2 separate regions of the Homo sapiens genome follow, and region 1 is linked to region 2. The links are chromatin loops, found by intact Hi-C in ENCODE. Cell type or tissue: Calu3. All regions are shown on one strand. Links, peaks and the distances in the headings refer to the core of each region. The heading gives the core; the rest is flanking DNA. Region 1 overlaps DLG2 (discs large MAGUK scaffold protein 2). Region 2 overlaps DLG2 (discs large MAGUK scaffold protein 2).

Evidence for each region. Peaks named below come from ENCODE experiments on the same cell type or tissue, not always from the same donor. Only the 100,000 strongest peaks of a DNase experiment are listed, where the experiment ranks them.
Region 1: a loop joins it to region 2, with 11 times the contacts of the local background. A loop is called at or near these places in 55 of 110 quality-filtered maps.

What each region holds. Positions count from the first base shown.
Region 1 is chr11:84,554,474-84,564,202 of GRCh38, reverse strand. All of the region lies in intron 6 of DLG2 (discs large MAGUK scaffold protein 2), which reads left to right. Among named protein-coding and RNA genes, the nearest start is that of DLG2-AS2, 920 kb to the right of the region's middle. In Calu3, for the core only: no CTCF peak of the experiment used is centred there; a DNase peak (open chromatin) is centred at 5,912.
Region 2 is chr11:84,710,249-84,719,977 of GRCh38, reverse strand. The region is part of intron 6 of DLG2 (discs large MAGUK scaffold protein 2); the gene reads left to right. Among named protein-coding and RNA genes, the nearest start is that of DLG2, 910 kb to the left of the region's middle. In Calu3, for the core only: a CTCF peak has its summit at 5,491 (motif pointing right); a DNase peak (open chromatin) is centred at 5,507.

The sequences.
Region 1 (9,729 bases), core at 1,054-9,053, 160 kb after region 2:
ATACTGCATAGACGAGCCTTTGCAACCACCTGTTATTGTCACAGCTTCAGTTAGGGTCACTTGCAATAGGCTTACCCTGGATAAAATAGGCTGTGCTTTATTGAAGTTGCATTAACTGACATCTGACTTCTTTCTTTTCCTCTAAAGCAAACACACAGAATATAAGCGAGTGAGACTGGAGTTGTCTCCTTTTAAATCTTTTATCCTTTATTTTTTTGAGTAAATGATTTCCAATCACTATATAATTAATATCAGTATCTGAAATGTTTTTCACGATGAACATGACCTTTCAGTGTGTCTCCACAGCACAAAAGAGAGCCACTTTTCTAGCCTAGTTCTCTAAACATGTTTCAGATGAGAAATTTGTCTACCAGAGGAGGTCACATAACTAATAAGATGTCACATAGCTGCTAAGATGTCACACAGCTACTTCAGAGCCTCACAGAGCCAGGACCAAGATCTGAGTGTTATTGTAATGATTCTGGTGTACATTTAACTGCTTTACTTAAACTTTCTTGAACTCAAAGCCAGCTACGCATGAGTGTAAGAACAAGACCGATTTTAGAGTCTGCCTTTTCACTGCTTCAACCTAAAACACAGACAGCATCTGAACCTCACCTGGCAGCTGTGCCATTTTGCCCTGTGCTCTGACACATTTTGGCTCTTTCAGTGAGCTCCCAGTGCTGCTGCTTGCAGCCAAAATGCCAGGTTCTGAAAAAAAGCATGATTCCTTCCAGCCCTGGGGATTGTTGTCAAAAGGTCACTCAGTCATTACTTCTCACTAATTATGTTAGAAGGAGGCCTCAAAAATGCCAGGGTTTTTGAAAAAAAGAAATATCAACATTTATGGTAAACATAAACAACATAAATCACAATAGTACTATGCATAGTGTTCCTTGCAAATGTGGATGTGTTGTGGGTGTAGCATCACTCATTCATTTACTCACCATCATGTTTTGAGATAGCTCAATATCAGACGTGGTTGAAAAGTCCGCAGGTGCCAACTGGATTCTTCCTTCATTTTTATATTCAACATATATGTATTTATAGCCTATTATATGCTAGCGACAGTGCTAGGCACAAGGAATGCAGCCCAATATGAATGGATTTTAGTAGAAACGTTACTCAAGATAAACTTACGTAAATGGAGTTGAAATGTGGTTTTATAAAAGTTGGTAATCACAGCATTTTGGGAGGCTGAGGCGAGAGGATCACTTGAGCCCAGCAGTTTGAGAACAGCCTGAACAACATGCCAAGACCCCATGTCTATGAAAAATAAAAAATTAGCCAGGTACAGTGGCATATGCCTGTAGTCCCAACTATTTTGGAGGTTGATGCAGGAGGGTCACTTGAGCACAGTTGGTTGAGGCTGCAGCAGGGAGCCATGTTCGTACCACTGCACTCCAGCCTGGGCGACAGAGCAAGAACCTGTCTCAAAAGAAAAAAAAAAAAAGAAAGAAAGAAAGAAAAAGAGGTAAAGAGTTGGATATTTATTTATTCTAAGAAATATATTTTAAAGATTTTTTGCATTGTTACTGTAACACAAGACACATCTACTATAGCAGTTGCTTGGAGGAATCAGAAAATATAAGACGAAACTGCTGTTAAAAATTTAGTTTTAAGAAGGGACTCATAGATCTCATAGACTGTTATTTAAACAAATGACACAAACAATTCCAAAATACAGGGTATAATTTTCAAGCTAACTATTATAAGCATTTAGAGATAAAATGTCAAGGGAGAGAGCACTTGCAGATGAGGCAAACCCAGAAGCCTTCATGTAGGGGCTGGAAATTTGAATTGGACTCCTCCTTTGAATCCACATGCAAAGAAGGAAATGAGTGCTCCCAATTTTTTTTCTTTTTAAAAAAATTTTACATTTTATATTATCTTAGAAGCTAGTATTGGGTAGAGACATAGGCAGTCATAGAAAATGCTGCCTTTATCCTGGGAGTTAGTAACTTAAATGGTAGTCATTATTTAGTCTATGACAGCCATCAGTTCTGAATAGTGTTTCTCATAGACAGGGGACTGAACCAAAGGATATCTTGGAGTTCCTTCTAGATCAAGGGTCATTGATTCTATTATACATTGCTTGATATTGTAAACATGTAACTTTATAAAAGTATATTCTGTCACATTACTTTTTTTTTAACTTTTAAAAATTCTTATGGTTACATAAGGGGTATGTATTTATGGATTACATGAAATTTTGTCACATTTTGATAAGTATAAATCAAGATTGAGAAAGCAGTGCAAGGCTAAATTATCTAGGTGAATTCTGTTTGGTTGAAACCCAGTTGCAATTTCGTTTGACATATATAGTGTTCATCAGTACTTAGGAAGTTAAAAAAAGAAGTCAATTTTAAATCTTCAAATTAATATGTATTGTGTACAAGGTTCATGGTCTATTCTAGATACTTATTAACTAACAATTTGCCTTTCAAATATTTTCTTAGCATTTCAAATGAAATGCTATCCTTATTTTCCCATTTGTGTTGCATTCTTGCTATAGATTATAAGAACAAATTTCTTTCACTCAACAATGATTTAATAAATATTTATTGAGGAATTATAAATGTCAAGCACTGAGCTTGCTGGGTGCAGGAGGTATGAAAGTAAATGAAATACAATTAAAACATAGTCTCCTCCTTAAGAAGATGACTGTCTGGTGGGCAAGTCAGACTTATAAGTAGATTAATTACACTTCTAAATATTAGAGTTTAAAGCAAGAGCTTTGGAAAGCACAGAAGAGAGAACATTGGCTGCTAGAAGGGAGGTTTCACAGAAAGGTAACATTTAATATGAGTCTTAAAAGAGAGGTAACATTTAATCTGAGTCTTAGAAGATGAGATGGCAAAAGGGTGTAACAGGCTATGGCTTGATGGCATCTGCCATCATGAAATCTATAGGATCAGGAGTTCTCATCTGTGACAGAAGTGTATTTTATTTTTGTAGGATAATTATAAAAATTGGAAATAATGCAAAAGAGTTAGCATAATGACCAGAAGAATATAGATGCTCAGTAAAGCACATCTATCATTTGCATTATCACCTAAACCTATTGAACTATATGTCCTACTCACTGCACATACTCCAAATGCCCAATATACTGTTTCACAGCTAATATTATGGCTATAATTAAGTAGTCAGTAGTCACTTATGCATTTAACATTTGCCTCCCCATACCAGACCAAACACCATGAGAAAAGGGAATGAAATTATTTCATTGATTATTGTATTCCTAGTATCTACCAAAGTGCCTAGCTGATGACAGATGCCCAATAAATCTGTGTTGAAGGAGTTATTTAAAAATGCAGTATCAAGTCACATTGTAAAAGCGTGAGTACTCTAACTCCAAAATATCAATTTATTAGTTTTCCTTCATGGCAAAGGGTGGCACTCAGACCTCTTGAAGTAATACCTACTCCATCTTCAGCATACCCCTCATTTTCTTGCCTCAACTCTCCATTATGCTCATACATAAATTAACTTAAAAGCTCATAGTAGTCTATGGATGGCCAGATAAAATAATTTTATGATTTTCTGTTGATTTTAACCCAAAATGTACATTTGTTTTATTTTACCTTTCCACAGCCCAGAATATTTTATAAGAAGACCCCTCTCCTCTCTCAACAAATCTGCCATGTCTTATAGAAAGTTTATTAGAGGCGCACATTCAGATCCCCTGAGAATTCATTACTTTCCAAAGCCATGATGAAGCATTATTCTGAATAAAATTAAGTTCTTCTACTTCCAATTAACAGCAGATGATAAAAGTGCCTGCCAGTTCTGTTGCCTTTCAGCTGGGTGTTTTTCTCTTGCTTGGTCATTTGTAAAATGTGAGCCCTCCTAATGGGGACTGAGTTATTCACTTGAATTAATGAGTTTCAGCTGAATTGATAGTGCCTAGCACACTGTAGGTATTCAATAATAGTCAACAGCAATTTTTAAGCTGACTTAAGTTGCTTCATTTGAGAACATTGGCTAAAATCAATACAATGTGGCTTTCCTACTAAATTTGACTTAAAGGGAAGATCAGATTCCCAAATTTGGTATCCAGACTATATACAGTCCTGTAGCTAGTATTATATAAAAGAATCTAAAAAGATTATGCAAAACCTGTTAGGCTGAATTTATTCCTGTGATTTCCCAACAAGTACACAAGATACTCCAGCATACCTATATACATTTTTGAGCCTTAGATTCTTCCTCCTAGAGGAATATCTGGCACAGAGTAGGTCTTCATCAAAATAATAGCTAAAAACAAATGGGATAACATGTCATGTGCCATATGTTAGAGCATAGCCCATTTTCTTGTATCTCATAGTCACTCAGTAACTATTGATTTAATCAATTTAAAATTAAAATAGAATTAAGATCTAGCATAAACTAACTTAGGAAACCTTTTAGATCTAAACCCAAGAAGATAAAATGCAAAAAATGTATTGATCAGGAAATAGTTATATTCAGAGGACCGAAGAGACACAGTTAGCAAGTTCAGATTATAGTGCAGCATATGGTGCCTAATGCCTAATAGCACATATTTGCATGTTGAAGCTTTTAATTAGAAGGGATTACAATTCCTCTGAGATTCTCGTAGCTCTGGATGGAGAGCTTTTAAAAGAAATCAATATTATATGCTTATTATATTATAACCTTTGTGGAAAATCAATAATATGTTTGCTGAAAAAAATATTTTATGTGTCAACTGAATTATGGAAACTTCTCGTGCCAACAGTGAAACCTAATGATTTATTTAATTACATTAAGTGAATTACTTTATTATATCAGTATATTATACTAATTTACATATGCACACATTGTCTGTGTCTCTAATTGTTCCCTAAGTTATGCCATCTCCCTAGGTCCCCTTGGCTTACCTCTTCATGGCAGAAGCTGTATCTTCTGTGTCTGGTTAACAACCAACTCAGTGTTTGTTTACTTTTAAATGATTTTTGTTATAATGACAACAGTAATAATAGATAAAAGTTCAGGCAATATAAGCACTTTGTTGGGTACTCTACATACTGATAGGAAACATACATCACTCAAAATTAAATATTTGCCTTCATACAATATCTATTTATTCATTCATTTATTCAGCAAGCTACTCAACATCCATTGAGCTGCCAGGCGTGGAATGGTCACTGACAGAGTCAAAGAAAAATCTGTCATGACTCTCTGTTGGTAACAAGCTTTTGGGGAGAAAAAAGATAAAAATGTTATAATAAAATGTGACAGCTCTAATGATGGTATAAAAAATGTTTTGAGGGGCTTAGGAGAATCATAGCTAACTGCTGGAGGAGACCCTGAAGTCTTTGGAAGAGTACTCTTGAAGCTGAGACTCAAATTTGCATTTCAATTGAATAGATGCAAAAAAATAAAGAAGATAAGGAATCAATAGCCTTCACCAAGTCATGGAAATGTGAACTATGAGTTATACACATCTGAACGGAATTTGGCGTAGGTGGACTATGCCCTGAGAGCTGGAATGTTTAGGCAGAGGAATAAAAAGTGGTGTGTGTATAGGGAGCTGGGGAGCGGTAGGTATTTGAAGTATAAAGAAAGTAAAGGAAGGTGAAGTTAGAAGCGAAGATTTAAGGCAGTTTGTAGAGGGTCTTGGATGGCAGGATTAGGAGTCTAGAATGTGTGCTGTGATTAAAGGGAGCCAAAAGGATGCTAGCAGAGCCCTGATTGGTTTAGAGTTTTATTTAAGAAAAAAAGGTTTCTGCTTGTTTCCTTATACAAGGAGACATACATTGCAAAGATGCCACAATTTTTAGGAAAGAAGCATGTGTGCTATACCCATAAGAATTCACTACTGGGGAATAAGTTCTTGCTTTATAAACTTTCTAAGAATAGTCAAGTTCACCCAGACCAGAGTTGAGCTTTAGATTTAAGGATGCTTAGCTTGCCACCTTGTGGCTGACAGTGAATGCTGCACACAAGGGATGTAATCTGGGAAATAAACCAACTCCAAACCACTTAGTGAAGTTTTTTTATTTGTTCAAGTTCATCACAAGCGTTAGAGATAATAATAAGAATAATAACACTTAGAATAAATATTAATGAATACTAGAGTTAAAAATCTTTGAATGATCCTTGACTCCTTTATCTTTCTCACCCCTTACATATAATGTATCTATAAATCCTGTCGATGAGATTTTCCAAATCTGATATATAGTCACGTTATAAGTGTTTTTCTTGATAATTCCAGGTTTTACTGAGAGTATGGAAAAATCATAGTTCTCATATGTTGCTGATAGTTTGTAAATTGGTATATTTCTGACAAAAATACAACTACTTTGTAGTAAGATCATTGGAGAAAGCACGGAACAGATATCTAGAAAAATTGAAGATGCATATAGTCTAAGACCCAGAACTCCTCTACTCTCCTAGGTATATATGTTCTAACAAGAGTTTTACATATGTGCACCAAAAAACACATGCAAGGATTTTTAGCAGTATTGTTAGTTTTGTTATTCCGGAAAGGAAAATAATAGAAAAAGCCCAAATATCTCTCTCAGAAAAAAAAAAATGGTACATTGTGATATACTAATAATAACATACTGTAAAAAATTAAAAAGAAATGATCTAGTTTTGCACACATCAACATAAATAAATTTCTCAATGAAATGTTGTAGAAAAATAGCCACAATATGATACTGCTTACATAAAGTTCCAAAATAGATATAAACTAAGCATTTTTAAGGAATACTGTATCAGTAAAGATCATATCAGAGAAATGGAACCAGTATGTGTATATATATTAATATGTGTATATAAACAAATTTATTTTAAGGAATTTGCTTTTGTCATTGTGGGAGCTAAAATCAATAGGGCAGGGCAGCAGGCTGGAAACTCTTCAATAGGCACTAAGCAAGAAATCCACAGATGAAATCTATTCTTTCTCATGGAAACCCTAGTTTTGCTTCTAAGACCTTTCAAATGGTCAGATGAGGCCCACCCAGAATATCAATGATAATTTCCTTTACTTAAAGTCAACTGATTGTAGATGTTAACCACAACTACAAAATTCCTTCATAGCAACACCTAAATTAAGTAATTGAATACTATAATTTAGCCAAGTTGACACATAAAACTAACCATTACAATTACCTGTCTATGTAGTAAGACTATTGGGGAAAACAGGGAATTATACAGATAAAATTCCACAATTACCTCAGGGGAGAGGCAGACAGATATGACCCGGGATGGATACCCAGGGGCCTCCATTCTGCTGGTAATACTTTTTAAAGATGGATGGCAGTTATGAGGAAGTTTGTTACATTATTCCTTATAGATTGTATAGCTGATGTAAATTACTTTGTTATGTAGGGCCATTATCCTTAGCAAACTAACATAGGAACAGAAAACGCAATACTACATGTTCTCAATTATAAGTGGGAGCTAAATGATAAGAACACATGAATGATTCCATAATGAGTTTGAAATATAATTTTTAATCACAATACAAAATAATTGTTTGGTAAGAGTGTGGGAGTACTACATGTGTAATCTGGGGAACAGAGGCTCTTCACCCTCTAACCCAGCTTGTCCAACCTGCGGCCTGTGGGTCACATGTGGCCCAGGACAGCTTCGAATGTGGGCCAACACAAATGCAAAAACATTTGAATAACATCGTGGGACTGTTTTGCAATTTATTTATTTATTTTTAGCTCATCAGCTATCAGTGTGTTTTATGTGTGGCCCAAGACAATTCTTCTCCCATTGTGGCCTAGGGAAGCCAAAAGATCGGAGACTGGATACTCTTGCTCTAACCATTTAGGGTTGTTGCTATGAGCCAAAACAGAAATACGAGTCAGGAAGAAAGACTAAACACATGTTAGGTCAGATGCTCAAGTTTACAAAAAATAACTGGGGGTGCATTTTTGATGAGAGGCTAACACAGAGTATCTTTATACCCACTGTCCACTAGGCCCCAATCTCAAAGCTGGATATGGTTGCTTAAAGTCCACCTGCTACCTGACCATGTCCTGTCTCCTATCAGGCAAAAGATGGGCCCAGATGGGAGTGAACTTAGTCACCAAGTGTTACAAAATTCATTTTTTTTGTTACTTCTTATCTCCTCTGAGAAAAGATGTTGGAGGGTTGAAAGAATAAAAGACATGGACATTTGGAATGTTGTGTGGGTGGGCAAAAGAAAACTTGGAGTTTGTGGCCCCTAGATGCTTCCTACTGTAGGAAATGCAGATGGGCAGGGGCTGAGCTCATTGGCCTGCAGGCTCTGCCACTTGCCTGTCTCAGGCACCAGCACAGGTTCTCTAAATGCCTCCCAACTGGTCTCCCCAACTTTTGCCCTCTCCCTTTGAATCCATTCTCCTTTGGCAGCTAGAGTAAGCTTTTAAAAAATTGTAGTAAAAAATTCATAAAATTTTAGTCTATGTTAACCATTTTAAACTGTACAGTTCAGTAGTGTTAATTATGTTCACTTTGTTGTACAACAGATCCCCCGAACTTCTTCCTCTTGTAAATCTGAAACTTTATATCCTTTAAACAGCTCCCTATTTCTTCCTCTCTCTAGTCCCTGATAACTACCATTTTACTTTCTGTTTCTGTGAATATCACCACTGTAGGCACTTCATATAAATGGAATCATACACCATTTGTCTTTTTATTACCAACCTATTTCACTTAGCATAATGTCCTTAAGATATGTCCATATTGTAGCTTGTGACAAAATGTCCTTTCTTTTTTAAAGCTGAATAACATTTTATTGTGTGTGTGTGTGTATATATGGATATTTCTAACCACATTTTGTTTATTTATTCATCAACAAACATTTGGGTTGCTTCTACCTCTTAGCTATCATGAATAGTACTACTATGAACATGGGTGTGTAAATATCTTTTCAAGACCTTGCTTTCAATTCTTTGGGATATATACCCAGAAGTGGGTTTGCTAGATAATATTGTAGTTCTATTTTCATATTTTTGAAGAACCTCCATACTGCTTTTTATTGCAGTTACATCCTCTTACAGGCTCACTAAGAGTTCAAGAGTGAGCTTTTGAAAATATATATCAGGTCATATCACTCTCCTGCTGAAATTCTTTGTTGACTTCCCATTTTTCTTAGGATGGGGACCCAAATCCTTCCCAAGGCTAACAAGGCCGTATGTAATCTTATTCCAGGTTACCTCTCCTTCCTCATGTTTGCTTCACTCACCCCTCTTCAGAAAGCCGTGTCAATTCCTTGAACCTACCACACTCTTTTCCAACACAAAGATTCTCATGGTTGTTCTTCCTTTCATTTGAAAGGCAGCTTACCCACCTCTTCACATGGGAGATATTCTCATTCCTCTGACTTCAGTTAATATGTCATTGTTTCAGAAAGCATCCTTGACATTCTCTAATGAATATGGTTCCTTCTTGTGCTCTCTTGGAGCATCTTATTTCCTTGACTTTATTTCCTTCATTATTATTATTATTATTGAGACAGAGTTTCACTCTCGTTGCCCAGGCTGGAGTGCAGTGACTCAGTCTCAGCTCACCGCAACCTCCCCATCCTGTGTTCAAGTGATTCTCCTGCCTCAGCTTCCCGAGTGGCTGAGATTACAGGCATGCGCCACCATGCCCGGCTAATTTTGTATATTTAGAAGAGACGGGATTTCTCCATGTTGGTCAGGCTGGTCTTGAACTCCCGACCTCAGGTGATCTGCCCACCTCGGCCTCCCAAAGTGCTGGGATTACAGGCATGAGCTACCG
Region 2 (9,729 bases), core at 1,006-9,005:
GGCTCCAGACTGCTAATTTGGGAGCTCCTGAACTCATCTCAGGTTACTACCACCTAGAGCCCCAACCCACTGGGCTAACTAGCAGGAGTAAGTGGGGTGGTCGATGAACTCTAGATAAACTGACATTTTTTAAGATAAACAGCTTATTTTTATTTTAGACAGAAAATCTGGAGCTAGGCTCAGGTTGCCCCCAGTTGCATGCTTTTCCCTTTTATACAATCCACTTGAAATCAACAAACAAATTTTATCAAGAGGTGGCGCAGTTACTCAGTGAAGTTTGTAGTAAATAACTGTCCCACCCCAGATTTTTGTAAAGGTGATTGGTGTTCCCAGAGAAATGAGGTTTGAAGGTTTTTAAAACAGGTTATCATTCATTGCTCCTTTTCTGAAATATATTAATGGTGCTTCCTTGTTGGACCTGACGACGCACTCCTTGAAAAAGATGCATAGAACTTGGTGTTTGAACAGTTTTAGCCCATTAATGGCCTGAGTGCATGTCCTGTTACTGTAAGTTACAAGTCTTCACTTCTTTTTGTTGTGAAAAGCCAGTGGATTTGTCCAGCTTATTTATATAAAACACTTCATGTGGCTACTATGGTGACTGTCTAAGGAGAGAGAGAGAGAAAGAGAGAGAGCTTTCTTCATCTGAAATAACTGAAGTTTGACTTCTCTAAGTGAATGTATATCACATAATTCCTATTTTTCTGAAAGATAACACCAGAGATTGGATTGGACAGCTGGTAAGCACCTTAGGCAGTAAAGTTAATGAAACACACACACTGAACTTCATGGATAGTGCTCACAGGAGGTGTAAGCTTAACGGAAAAATTGGGAGTCAGGATTTTAAGTCTTATATTGGCTATGCCTAGAGAATCTTCTCTGGGCCTCAGATTTTCTTCTGTAAAATGAGGACTGTGGATGAGATTATCTCTGAGGCACCTGCCAGCTCTAACAATCTCTGGTTATGTCTTTCATGAAGTCATTGAATGATAATATTATTGCCAGAGATTTATGTTTTTCTACTCAATATGATAGGTTACACTGTAGGGTTGGTTAAAAAATATATTGCCCATACTAAAGAGTAGCTTGTTGTTCCTTTGGAAACCCCGAAGAGATCTTAGAATTGTTGAAGGTTTGTGTGTTCATCACTGTCAGGAAGATGTATGTGAATGAATAGCACCAATAACTAAGGAGTTAGGTTCTCTCCCATACAACCTGCCACCCCTACCTCATGCTTTTATTCACTCTCCTAACTGCATTTACAGTAGCATCCTTGCAATGGCTACTGTTTAAAATCCATTCCCATGAACTTACAAGAATTACTTAGCGGTGCTAAATGATATTTAACAAAGGTGAATTATTTGTCAAGGGAAATTAAACACAAGCTAATAATCAAATAAGATAAGCCATTGGTGTAGAGAATGTTGTTGAATATGCATTCGACCCTTCAAGTTCATTTACAAACAAGTTTCTTTTATGCTGTTAGGTTTTCCCCTAACTTTCAAACCATATTGGAGGGAATTAAAATAATTTCAAGCACACACTTTTTTTTTTAAGGCTAAGGAAATACATTAGTTTAACTTTCTTTATGTTCTCTTCCTTTTGGTATTCGGATTTAACAAATTCACTTTATGAGAGAGATTCATGTCAATAGAGTGAAACACCTATGTCATGTGTGTTTGCAGACATCGTTTTTTGAAAAATAAATTAATGTTATGTGAAAATAAAATAATGCTTTTAGAGACTCTAACCCATCTTATTTTGCAAAGTATTTGAATAAGATAATTCTCAAATCCCTTTATAATGGGATCAATTATTATATTATAACCATACTTAACAGAAGGTTAATTATAGATGGGTTGACATAAGGATTCTATCTTATAATCTTAAATATGGAAAGAGTATTGGGACTTTCTACTGTAGCCTTCCTCCTAGTGAAGTTCTTCAACATTATCTGACAGATGACAACAGAAAATAATATGCAAAATTTACCTCACAGACAGGCTTAAGTTTCAAAGCTAAATTTTATACTTACTATTGATATGATTTATGTAAGTCTCAGTTTCTTCATATGTAAAGTGGCCACAGCAATAACTACTGCAGTATATATTACTATGTCATTGTGAGAAATAACAGTTAAATGAGATGCATGCAGTACTTACTATGTATAAATTCATCAAATGATTGTTGCTTATATGGCCTTAATTATTTTCATAGCTTCACTGAGGTGGGCTTATTACTTATAGGAGAAACTGCTCCCACTGTTATTAAGATAGTTCTCTTGATAAATTCTTCATCTTTATTAAGAAATCAATCATTACTTTTCCCAAAGTTATTTTTCTTTGCTCTATGCTGTTTATGTAAAATATAGGAACCATTTATATATTGATATGACATTCATAAAATGAAGTACATTTATGAAAATTAATTAACAAATTATACTATTATTCCATTTGATCAGCAAATATTTATTGACCACACTAGAAATTCTACACACTGGAGGCATAGCAATAAACTGCTCTTGTTCCCTTTGGTCTCAAATTTAAGTGATATGGCAGATGATTACATTTCTTACAATATTGATTTAAGAAAAAAATATAAAATAAGGATTTTCATTGAATCTTTTAGTAATTAAAATGGGATTTAAATAATTTTTGAAAAAATCATGGAGACACAGATTTCAATAAGGATACTTCAGAAACCTGCAGTCATTTCAAGATTACCTACTAAGTGTGAAAATAAGATTATTAGGATGAATATTTATTTCCTTTCCTGAAAGTTATTTACATGGCAAAGTCTAAAACCATTTTCATGGGTAGGCCAGACTGTCAGTTTCAAAAACACTAAAACTGTTTGCTCTAATTATCTCAGAATGGCTTCAAGGATGCTGAGTAATTTGAGCTTTCAAGCTAGACACTCAAAAGTTATCTTCTTTTGTCACTTAGCCATCTCCAGGGTCCGTCTTGTTGCATCCTGAGAGCTATTCAATTTAGTTAACTGACTATACGACTTATGACTGTAAACATGGAGTGTCTTTCCATGCTAGGCATTATGATGGGCATTAGAGATACAAACGTAAGTACAACACCATTTATTCCAGAAATTAATTCCAAGCCTATTGAGGAAGTAATTCCACTTCTTTTATTAAAATACAGATCACCTACAGTCCCATCTAACCTTAAGTTCTCATGAGAGAAACCAAAATAACCTTCTTCCAAAAAAAAAGATTTTCTATTATATCAGTTCCCCCCTACCTTTTTTTTTTTTTTTGCCCCTGTCCATATGCCATCATCACACCTACAAGGCTATTTATGGGAATGGGCTTGCCATGGGGAAGGAGGTCTTCTAAAAGGTTTTTTTCTTTGTCATAGTAGTTTTTATGTCATTATCAGAAAATAGGCATCAACTTTACCTTCACTTAACTGTTTTCTCCATCCACAAAGATCAAAGTATTGAATTTAATTTCAAGGGCCAGCCTATATAGTATTTCTCTTTCCTTTATCTTGTCTATAGCTGCATTGCAAAGGTCCACAGTCCATGTGTGTGTGTCTCCCTTCTTTTATTCCCCAATATTTCTAAGATAAAAATACATACAAACATAAAAGAATATTTGTTATTTGTCCTAATATTCTAAAAATACTTTATAAATTACAGTATTCTCTACAATTATTCCTTTGCTTTACTATTTTAATTAAAAGGAAGATGTAATTGAAATATGGCTTATGTTAAAAAAAATGCACAAGGGACCTGGATAGACACTTCTTCAAAGGAGACATTAAAATGGCCAGTGGGTACAAGGAGAGGTGCTCAACATCGTTAAGTATCAGGAAAATGAGAATCAAAACCACAGTGAGATATCATCTCATACTATTAAAATGGCTGTTATCAAAAAGACAAGAGGTAACCAGTGTTGTCAAGGGTATGGAGAAAAGGGAACCTATGTACACTGTTGGTGAGAATGTAAATTAGTGTGATAATTATGGAAAACAGTGTGAAGGTTTCTAAATGTATTACAAATAGAATTACCATATAACCTAGCAATCCCCTTTTAGATATATAACCAAAGGAAACGAAATTAGCATCTCACAGAGATATCTGCATTCTCATGTTCACTGCAACACTATTTTAAATAATTCATAATAGCCAAGATATGGAAACAACCTAAGTGTTCATTGACAAATAAATGGATGAAGAAATTGTGGCATGTATCTATTTTATAGAGATACATTTATATCTATTCTATAAATTAGAATATTATCCAACCTTTGAAAAGAAGGATAACCTTACATTTGCAATAACATGGATACACCTGGAGGACATTAAACTAAATGAAATAAACTGAAGATAGGAAAATGCTGCTGACCTCACTTATATGTGGAATGTAAAAAAAAAGTAGAACACATACAAACTCAGTAGAATGGTGGTTATGGGAGATTGGGAGGAAATTTGAAGATGTGGGTTGCAGGAAACAAAGTTGCGGTTATGTGGAATGAATAAACCTAGAGATCTCAGGTACAGTGTTTGGACTATAGTTAATATTGGATTGTATACCAGAAATTTGCTAAGAGAGTAGATTTTAGGTATTCTTACATACACACACACATACACACACACAGAGTGTAACACAGATAATGGGTATGTTAATTAGTTTGGCTGTAGTAACCATTTCACTATATCAAAACATTATGTTGTATATTTTGAATATTTACAGTTTTAAAAGAAACATGGCTAAAACTTGAGCACCTCTTTCTTTCTCATAATAGCAATTTGTTAATATAACAGCTCAACTGAACCACTGTGAAGCCCGTAGGACACATCAGGTATCTTCAATATTGTTTTTATATATTAAGATAGGGGAAAGTTTTTGAAAATGTTATAGAGTCCTGAAATTTTATTTTTTTCTGGTGAGTATTTGGACCTTTTGTAACTGCCCTAACCCTCAAAGGAAAGGAGTCATCTTCTAGAAAGCAACCTACCTTTCTTCTACAGGGTGACTCTCACAAAAGAGAGAATAGGGAGAGTAAGTGGAAGGTTAAAATGGAAGAAAATGGAAAAATAAAAAAGGGAGGGAATCAGAAGAAGAAAGGGATGAGTTCAAGGACTAAAACAGCAAAAGGAAGGGGTAAAATAATTTGGTTTTATTAAACATATATACAGTATCTTAGGTGTTTTACCAGTGTTATTTCTTCCAATCTCCGTAGTTACCAGGCAAACAGAAGAAGGAGCAGGGAAGGAAAGAAAATAGAACAGAATGATAGGAAGGGAAAGATGGGAAGGGAAAGTCTTGGGTGGGGCGGGGAGGCAGAGAGAGAGAGAGAGAGAGAGAGAGAAAGAGAGAGAGAGAGAGAGAGAGAAAGAGAAAGAGAAAGAGAAAGAGAAAGAAAGAGAAAGAGAAAGAGAAAGAGAAAGAGAAAGAGAAAGAGAGAGAAAGAGAAAGAGAAAGAGAAAGAGGAAATGGGTTGTGGGCTCCCAGCCTCCAGAGGGTGCTCTAACACTCACCCAATATCAGAGGGCCTGTCAGCACCTCCTTGGTGGACAGTTCCCTGGAACCTTCTGCCTTTCTCCACCTCTCCCAGACCCCTTTTTCCTGCCTAGACAGTCTCTGTGGCAGAGAAGTAGTTTTGTTTGCCCATTTGTTTATTTAAATGTGGCCAACTTTGTTGTAAAACATTAGTGGTAGCAGAGGAGCCATCAATTCATATATCATTATGCATATTTTTTGTCACTAGCAGGGTAGTTTCCCTTTACCTATTTTGAATATTGCCAAAGGTTGACCATTTTGGTATATGTTTTTTTTTTATTTTATAGTAACATGTGTTCATTGAAATATATTAGAAAAAAACAGAAATTCAAAAAACAAACTTTAGAAAATACTTTTTGTTTCAGAGGACTAGATGTAAAAACTTAATATTTTAGTGTGTATTTTCCTAGTTTCCCAGTACTATTTTGGTTTCCTTGGTTTATACATGACTTATTTTAAAAGTGTAGTTGTAATCATGTTGAGTCTGCATTTGAATAATTTAAATTTATATTAGGCTTTGTGAATGTATTTTAATTGCTGTATAACAGTTAACCATCCTTTTGATATTTTGGCTTTTTTCCCCTTAAATTTTCTACTATTAAAAATAAAATCAACATCTTGGGGAATAAGTCTCTTTTGGATTTAAAATTATTTCCTTTGGATAGGATAGAATAAGTAAAATTACTAAGTCAGATTTTAAAAAATAATTTAAGATGCTTGATGATGGGTATTTCTGCATTTATTTTAATCATAGTTATATAAATTTATATTGCTGCAAGCTACTTTATATGTCATCACATTCTTCATCTTTACTTTATGGATTTGTAAATAAGAGGTAGTCTAGTTTTTCTCCTGTGAATCGGGTTAAAACTCTGTTAGACTTTGAGTTAATAGGAGTCTCACGACTATATTGCTTTGTATCACCTCAAAAATACCTAATATGCAAAAAATCCAAGTGTTCAAAATTGGTACATTAAGGAGACAGCTATTTACATTGCCAAGACTTCAGTTTCTCTCTCAATACATACACACACTGACCTGCTACCAGTTGTCAGACAGTGTTTTCAGAAATGTCAACTCACTTAATCTTTACAGTGCCCCTTTGAGATGGGTATAGTAGTTACCCTGGTTACCCCAGTGTTACAGGTAGAGAAATTGGGGTGCAGGTGGTTTAAGTAATTTGCCCAAAGTCATATCACTCTTAAATAGCAGAGCCAAAATTTGAACCTAAGCAGGTTAGATTTGGAATATACACTCATTTCCAATATAATTTTGTACTCTTTCAAATAGCAGGATTCTATGCTTAAGTGCCTTTAAGCTATGAGTCAATTTGCAAAAATGTCATTTATGCACACCTGAATTTGAATGTAAGGTACACTGATGAGAGGAGTCAGTTTTATTGTACAAGAATTTCTTTTGAGAGGAGTTTGATCCAAACATCATTTCTCATAGTATTCACACTATCATTTTCTGCATGAGGTTATTAAATCACATGGATAGAATATGACTTACTCAAGGTCACACAGCAAGTTACACAGCCAAGGCTACAACTAGGTCTTCTAGTTTCGAACTCAATGTTATTCTTTCTACGTCATGACCTCTAACTCTGAACTAGAAGTTTTGGAAATCAAGGTGAGAAAAGAGAAACTGACAAGTTTTATCTGCAAGAAGTTGGAAAAATAACACCCTCCTTTCAGGACTGTTGTAAAAATTAAGTGATAGATCACATATCAAAACATTTAGCACAATGCCTGGTATGTGGTAACTATAAAATAAGTGGATTTTTTTTCTATTTTATTAAACTACTTTACATATTGCTGAGAAGATGTAGATTGCAGATAGAGTCAACTGGGTAGTATTAAATCAAACACTTTGAAATTCACCTATCAGTAAATTGGAGGTATTTTAACCTACCAACACGTTGTTGAAGGCTTCTAATGCTACAAAAAGAAGAATCTAGAAGTTTATATAATTCATACCAAAAACAAAAATCCTAGATTATACCTGACCCAGAAAGAGAAAATGAAAAATGAGCTAAGGAGTTAAACAGGTGCTGAATGTCCCAAACAAGCAGGCTGCATTGACCTTTTGACCCCCTTGACAATACATACTTGCCACTTCAAGGTCTTTTACAGTTTTTATTTTTAATTTTAGAAAATTTGAGAGAAAAACGTTGAATATAAAAAAATAAGGAGGGTTAACTTTTATGCCACCAATAAAGTATGTTCACAGAAAGGGAATATTGAATTGTACAATTCAGAATACTGAAAGAGCTCAGACTTTAAGAAGCCTTTTGCCTTGTACTCACTTATGGATATCCAGGGAAAGTTTTAAATAAAGTACATATGGTGAAATCATTCCCAGTATCTTTTGAATTAAATTACCCCTGGACTCTTATGGCATGTAATACTTAATAATTGTATCCTAATTGTAATATTCAATTGTAAATTCTGTTTGCTTATCCATTTGCCCGTGTAAACTGTAGGGATTTTAGGGGCAGGAGCCATATTATATTCATTTAGTATAATGCCTGGAAGATCCCTGAAATAAAGACTAGGCATTACTTAATGTGGTACCTTGATGTGGTGGTTAACTTTATGTGTCACCTTGACTGGCCAGACATTTGGTTAAATATCATTCTGGGTATATCTGAGAGATTGTTTCTGGATGAGATTAAATTGGTAGACCCAATAAAGCAGATTGTCCTCCCTAATGTGGGTGAGCCTCATCCAACCAGTTGAAGACCTGAATAGAACAAAAAGCCTGAGTAAGAGGGAGCTCCTCCTGCCTGCCTGCTTTGAGCTGATGCATTGATCTTTACTGGCCTTTGGACTTGAAGTGAAGCATTGGCTCTTTTTGGGTTTTGAGCCTGCTGGCTTTTGTGCTGGAACTTATATCATCAGCTTTCTCAGTTCTCAGGCCTTTAGACTAGAATTGGAACTGCATGTTGGCTCTCTGGGGTCTCCAGCTTGCTGACTGCTGACCTTGGGACAAAACCTCCGTGATAATGGGAACCAATTCATATGTGTGTGGGGGGTGGGGGAGGGGGTGGGGGAGGATAGCTAGATCGATCGATCTCTCTCTCTCTCTCTCTCTCTCTCTCTCTCTCTCTCTCTCTCTCTCTCTTACTGGTTCTGTTTCTTTGGAGAACCCTGAATAATGCAGCTAGTATCTGGGGTGAGATGCCTGGCTCTGTCATCACTAATTGGCCATTCTTGTCTAGTAAGGTACAGAGAAGCTGATAAATCATAAACGCAATCAGATCTCCATGCCATGGTGATCTTATTGAAATTAAAATAGTTTCCTCATAAGGTTATGGATTTACTTTATTGTAAGTCACAGATTATACTTCCAGAGACACCATAGTAGAAAACATTTAAATAGTAGAAAACATTTAAAACTACTTTAATGCTTTTTTCAGCTCTATATATATATATATATATATATCTATATATATATGAATGTACTTGTCAGACTTATGAACACATTATATATTTCAGTGATTATAAAGAACACAGTAATATTTTTTCCATATAAATTTAAATGATGGTGTCAGATAGAATAACAATAGCATCCTGAATGATGGCTTCTGGAAATCTTATAAATAAGGTAATATTTTTGAAACTTCCATTTGTGTGTGTGTATGTGTGTGTGTGTGTAATTCCTAATATAAAATACATAATTTTGATGGGGTTTCATGTATTATCTTTATTGAAGTTTTTTTCCAAATTCCTAAAGTAGTTTAAATTATTTAGTTTGATGAATGAGCACACTAAAAACAGTCATTATCTCTAAAATGCTGGTCCAGTGCACTGTAACAGCCTTAATATCCACATTATGGATTAAACCAGGCAGGGATTAATGATATCACTGCATCATATGGCAAATAATGATACTATCATATTATCAAATAATAATGATATTATTTTATAAGTTCTCAAATAAGATGGCAGCTACTCACATGTCAGTTGGCTTATTATCTAAGGGTAGGAGACTTCGATTTTTCTCTTGGAGCCATGTCTCAAGTATCCTCATTATGGTTTGGTGAAAATCTCCATTTGGAGAAATGTAGGTACACTTGTCCATTAATCAATTTCTAGTTCTCTCTTGAGCATATATATTATGTTTAACATTATAGTGGGCACCTCAGGTTAATGCTCAAATACGGTAAAATAGTTCCTGCCTTGGGGACCTTTCAGTTTTGCTGG